Linked DNA regions of Homo sapiens: region 1 is linked to region 2. The links are chromatin loops, found by intact Hi-C in ENCODE. Cell type or tissue: lower leg skin. All regions are shown on one strand. Each heading gives the region's core, and the rest is flanking DNA. Links, peaks and the distances in the headings are about the cores only.

Evidence for each region. Hi-C counts contacts between places; a loop is a spot of excess contacts. Peaks named below come from ENCODE experiments on the same cell type or tissue, not always from the same donor. Only the 100,000 strongest peaks of a DNase experiment are listed, where the experiment ranks them.
Region 1: it touches region 2 in a loop (30-fold over the local background); 1 of 110 quality-filtered maps calls a loop at or near these places.

The regions. Positions count from the first base shown.
Region 1 is chr5:6,399,007-6,401,824 of GRCh38, forward strand. No RefSeq gene overlaps it. Among named protein-coding and RNA genes, the nearest start is that of MED10, 22 kb to the left of the region's middle. In lower leg skin, for the core only: no CTCF peak of the experiment used is centred there; a DNase peak (open chromatin) is centred at 1,135.
Region 2 is chr5:6,456,523-6,459,340 of GRCh38, forward strand. All of the region lies in intron 1 of UBE2QL1 (ubiquitin conjugating enzyme E2 QL1), which reads left to right. It overlaps LOC105374639 (a long non-coding RNA gene), which reads left to right. Exons shown (of 2, transcript XR_007058679.1): 1 at 1-1,043; 2 at 1,155-2,818. Among named protein-coding and RNA genes, the nearest start is that of UBE2QL1, 9.1 kb to the left of the region's middle. In lower leg skin, for the core only: no CTCF peak of the experiment used is centred there; no DNase peak of the experiment used is centred there.

The DNA.
Region 1 (2,818 bases), core at 143-2,642, 57 kb before region 2:
CAGTACATCCCAGAAGGTGGCTGTCCCTCCAGCCTGGGTTCTGGGTGAGAAGACATGAGTTACGCCAACCCGAGCCCAACTGAGCAGGTCCAGTTGAGCCACCGCCGGCCCCGTCCCTGTCTCCACTTCATGTCTCAAAAGCAAGACAGAAGAGATCTTGCTGCAAGCCATTGACATGTTCAGGCTGTTTGTGGTCACAGCAAAAGTTAACGAATACAAACAATTTTTTTGAAAGTCTTGTTTTTTCACGGCTTATCAGTTTTTCTTTTTCCTGGGTATACTTTTTATCCATTTCTCAGAAACCATCACAAAAAATAGGGTCATGGGCCTATGCTTGGTATCTGCTTTGCTGAATTGTATATATATATGTGTGTGTGTGTGTGTATATATATACATGTATATGTGTGTGTGCATATACACACATATACACACAAACACAGATATATATATATATATATATTCACAATAACGTCGTCCTCATCCCAGAGCTGTGTTTTCTTAATCTTCCCTCTTCTCATGCTGATCTCCAGGCTGTGGATCCCAGGGTAACACATTTCACAAGCATGCTCATCACAGAAATAATCCAGCTTTGTTTCTGAGTAAAGGTGTAAATAACACTTGTGTGACTATCGTGACTGTACCTTGACCCAAGAATTGCTTGGCCACGAAATTCTCAAAGGACTTTTACACTTAACACAGAAAGTCTTCTGATCAATCGTCTGTTCTAAGGTACATATTTTATCCCAGCTTCTGTAAGAATTACTGGCTTTTAGAATTCCATATTTTGCAAAAATTATATTAATTCTCATTTCTTAAGAGAGAGAATTAACATTTCCCAAAACTTGGCACTATTTATAGATGCTAAATTGGGGACTGGAATCTTTTTTTTTCTTTTTAGCTAACAGGTATTAAAGAACCATTCTATGGCAGGCATTGTTACATGTGTTACCATCATTAATTTTAGACATCCATTTTTCCTTTTGTTATTACTTGGTGCATTGGCCTCATTCTTCTATTCTCTTCTCTCTGTGATGGGTTCCTCTTCACAGGATGCCTCGGGGTGGAAACGGGATGACAGCCAGTGGTTTCTCCACACATGGACTTGCCAGAACCTTTCCCGAAATGCTAGGTTGGAAAACTCACAGCTGATTAATTACCGCAGTCCACGGCTTACTCCGTCGGGTGAGTCAGACACGACTCAGAAGAGTCCCCTCAGGTTGTGTCCTGTGGGAGCCTGCAGAAGCCTGACGTGCTTCTTCCCCAGCATATGTGTGTGTTTCTGAGTGTGTGTGTGCATGAATGTGTACGTGAGAGAGTGTGTGTGTGACTATGTGCATGTGTGTGAATCTGCATGTGTATGCATGTATGTTACCATGTGCCTGTATCTGTGAATATGTGTGTGTAGGGGGGTGGTGGGTAGATGGGGACTTTCAGAATGGAGACAGCCACAGCACTTGTGGGAGGAATCATCTTTGACTTTATTATTGAAATTTTTTCTTTATTCTTCAGTGAAGGTGAATGAACCTGACTTGTAGGTCCCCGGGGACATCTAGGAATCAAAGCAGGACGAAGGGCCTGTGTGTGTCCCTGGGAGAAACTCCAATGGGACCGGATCCTGACATCTGGGGCATTGAGGGCAACTTGCATCCTTGGGGTAGCAGCCAGGAAAGTGGGGAGTGTCAGGAGCATCAAGGGCATGGAATTCAGAGCCCAGAGCCAGGACCAGCACCACAGCACTTGTCCAGGCAGACCCCACATCCACCCCTTGTCCAGCCCAGGCCATCCAGGCAAAAGACCTATTGTTTGTTTGTTTTTCAGTTGTTGTGTACAGTTTTATAAATTTCCCTGATAACACAGTACAAGAATAAAAGCCTCCAGTAGTGCAGGAGGACTTATAAGAACAAGCATCCTCCACCCCAAGCTTCCCGGTCCCCCTTCTCTGAGGAGCCCTGTGAACTGTCCCCACTGTGACCTCTTCTGGTGGTCTCTGCCATCTCTCTAAGTAATGTGCTCCTGTGGGCATTACTTAACTTGTCGATTTAAGCATTGGCTATTGATGGCATGCTCTGAGATATTGAGAGTTCAACTTAATTATATTCTACCACTATACCCAATCAAGTACATCACTATTTTTTGTTTTCCTGTTGGTTCCTTTGTAATATGAAGGAATACACATTCATTTATTGTTCCATCAAGTATAACGCACATACTATGACCCTCAAATGTGTAAGATACTAGCCCCTACTCAATGACTCTTCAGTGCTTTATCTAAGAGGTTGCTATAAACCAACCAACAGGGCTTACCTTGCTAAGACTATGAGAATATACTTACCTACAACCAAATAGTGTGCTTGGATTACGTTTCTTTTACTGTACTGCTTGTTATTTTTCCTGAAGTTTCTAATCCCTTTTACTTTTTAAAAATTTGCCTTCTTCACATCCTTTTATTATTTTCTTCCACCTCTCCAGTGTCTGTTCTATTCAACCAAGTCCTTCTTCCCCCAAAAAACCCTTCTAGGAGTTCCCCAGGTGCCATGCCCAGCTCTGGCTGCTGTCCAGGTGACACCACCTCACCCTGGGAGACGCCTTCCTGCTGGGTGGGACCTGGCATATGGAATCCCTGTCTTCCTGTTTCTTGCTTTGCTTGCACACAAAGTTAAGTAAGTATCTGTCTGTGAAAGGATATTGATACATAAAATATTTGAATGCATACACACCTGAAAAGTTTTTATTCCTGCCTCCATGTTTTATTGATAGTTTGTCTGGGTAGAGAAATCTTGGTTCGATGCCATTTTCCTTCAGAATTTGGACAATGCCA
Region 2 (2,818 bases), core at 37-2,536:
TACACTTTCCTACTCAGTAAGTCGGCAAGCTAAGCTAAGGTTTAATTGTTCAGTTATTTTCTCATTGTTACACACATCATTCATTCATTCACTGAGCACTGTAGTGACGTTGCCCTTGGCATTCCCATGACGACCCTTCCCCATTCTGCGTAACGTCTGCGACCCTCCCCTGGTCCTCTCCCTGGCCTGCTAATCCCACAAGGCTGGGAGGAAACCAGCTGAGTGGGAGGACCAAGGACACCGGACTGGGAGAGCAGATTTGGGACCAATCAGGTGGCAGAGGATTGTGAGATGAGGGCAGGTGTGTCTGCAGAAGCCAGAAGAAGCTGCCCGACCTTGCCCCTTACCTGGCCAGCAGGGCTGGGCATGGTCAGGGAGCCACACTCACCGAGCCTCTTCTATTCCTATTCTTCAGTGCTAGGCTCTCCTCTCCCGCTCTCTTCCTCTCCAGCCCTGTGCTCCTGCCTCGTGGGTGCCTGTCCTCTGCTTGGATTCCTGCAGTGCCCCCATCCAGTCTCTCTGTCCCTGTCCATCCTCCCTGATGCCACCTGCATGGCTCCTCTAAAATGCAGACCTAGCTTTATCACATCTGGTTATGAACCTTATGAAATAGAGCTCAAGTTTCCCAGCACTGTACAGCCATGATGGCATTCCTGCATCCGCCACAGCCCCCACTGAGGCTCCTCTTCCACCAGCCCCTTCTGCCTGGAAGCCCCTCTTGCCCATCTTCACCAGGTGAGTCCCTGGCCATCCTTAAAAACCCTGCCCAGATGCCCCAACTTCTCTGCAAACAGCTCCTCAACCACTCCTTCAATAAAAGCGATGACTTCCTCCTCTGAACTGCAGAGGAGGAAGCTCGGCATTGTTTAGAAAAAGTTCATTTCTGTGCTTATCCTGCCAGTTTACATAATTACAACTGTATTGCCCCTTCTCTTTGCTAAATGTCCAACACTTTGTTTGTGCCAAATAGATGTTTGCCACAAGATCTGTTTCCCTGAGCAGACTCCCCATCCTCTTCATTTTGCCCCTTCTTGCGATGCAACGTAAGTGCTTACTGTGGGTCAGCTGCTGTGCAGAATGCTTAATGTGAATGATTTGATTAAATCCTTGTAGCAGCCTAAGAGGTAGGTGCTGTTGTTATTCCCATTTTACAGAGGAAGAAACTGAGGCTTGCTGAGGTTGAATCATGCACAGAGCTGAGCTGCCACCAGGCAACCAGTCCAGTGCCAGAGCCACCTGGTCCTGAGGAGGTGTCTAGTTGGCAAGTACCACGTGTAGCATTATTGTTCCTCATGGCACATATGGATGTTAGGAATGCCTCTGCAGTTCCATGGTGCATGGTTTTCCTACAATACTCAGAATCAATCCACGAGAGGACGGATGGTGCATCCATCAAGTCTGACACATGGTACGGAATTATCAGCAACGTTGGACAAATATATTGGCCCAGATTCATCATAAGCTCCTTGTATTGATTGAGCAAAATCGATGAATGTGTTAATTGCTTCAAACCGTAGGAGAAAGATAATTATTACAGCTTTATTTATTTTGTATATGAAAGGGAAAGGCATTTTAGAGATTCTGAAAATAACTCAAGAAAGAAGTGCTTTTTGAACATAATTGTTACATTGGTAAAATCACTCAGATTGAAGGAATGTCTACCTTAAAATAATTTCTCTAAAATAAATACTAATTCTTCATCACAGTATTTGGCAGGCATTCTCGAGGTGTTTGACTGAGTTCTTTGATGAAGGAGCTAAGGAAATACTGTCTGGTAAAGGATCAGTTACACGTAAAGTTGAATTGTCCTCAGCTCACTTGGAAATTGAAGGGAAAATTTCCAGAAAAATATTTGAAGGGTAATTCTCATTTTTTGATCTTGAAGATCAGACATTTGCAAATATCAGAATATGGAGTTACAGAACTTATTACATTTTGGTTCTAATAAAAAGCTGTGATTAATATTTTATGAATTTGGACATTTTGTGCACAAAATTATTAAACCAATTATTTTTGCCTTACGGATCAATATGTATGTATTAGGGTGATTACTTAGTGTCAGATTGGGTGCCCATATTGCTTCCCGTAAGATGTCTGTCAGGAATTGGATATAACTATACCAAGTAAAGATCAATTGCTGCTAGGATTAATTTGTGCTGGAGTCCCTCATGATTAGTGACATATGCTACTCAACTCTGCTTCTCAGCCAAGGAAAAATAAAAATACCATAGTGGAAACTTCACCAGAATTGAGTGAGTTACAAGCTTAAATTAACTGTAACTAGTTGAGTATTAGAAGCCTTTAAAATGTAACTTTTTAAGAGTCATCAAAATACTAAATGAATCATAATGTATTTAACCTGGCTTTGTGCAAGGAGGCTGTTCTTTATCAGAGCCCTCTCCTGCAGCGCACATGTGCCTGCGTCTGACAGCACCTCTCGGGTGGGAGCCTTCCTCCTCCAGGTTGGGTGGGAGAGAAGAGCACAGCAAAGCCAGGGGCCTTGTCCACAGTAGCGGGTTAGGATCCTCCAGGGGAAGTGCCTTCATCCAATGTGAACAATGCCTAAAACTAATGCAGGAGAGCTGCAGAGACTGGTGGCTGTGACCCCACCCCTCCAGAGCCCTGCTGACTTCCTTTGATCTCTTTCATAATGTACCCTATGAAACATCATTATCTTAGAGAACTCATACAAGACTGCTACTCTAACTATAAAGATAAAAATTTCACAACACTTAAAGGACATTACCGTAAGTCACAAATAAAACTGATCTAATAAAAAGTGAGTTGGAACTGAATTGAATTAAAGTGCTTATTTTAT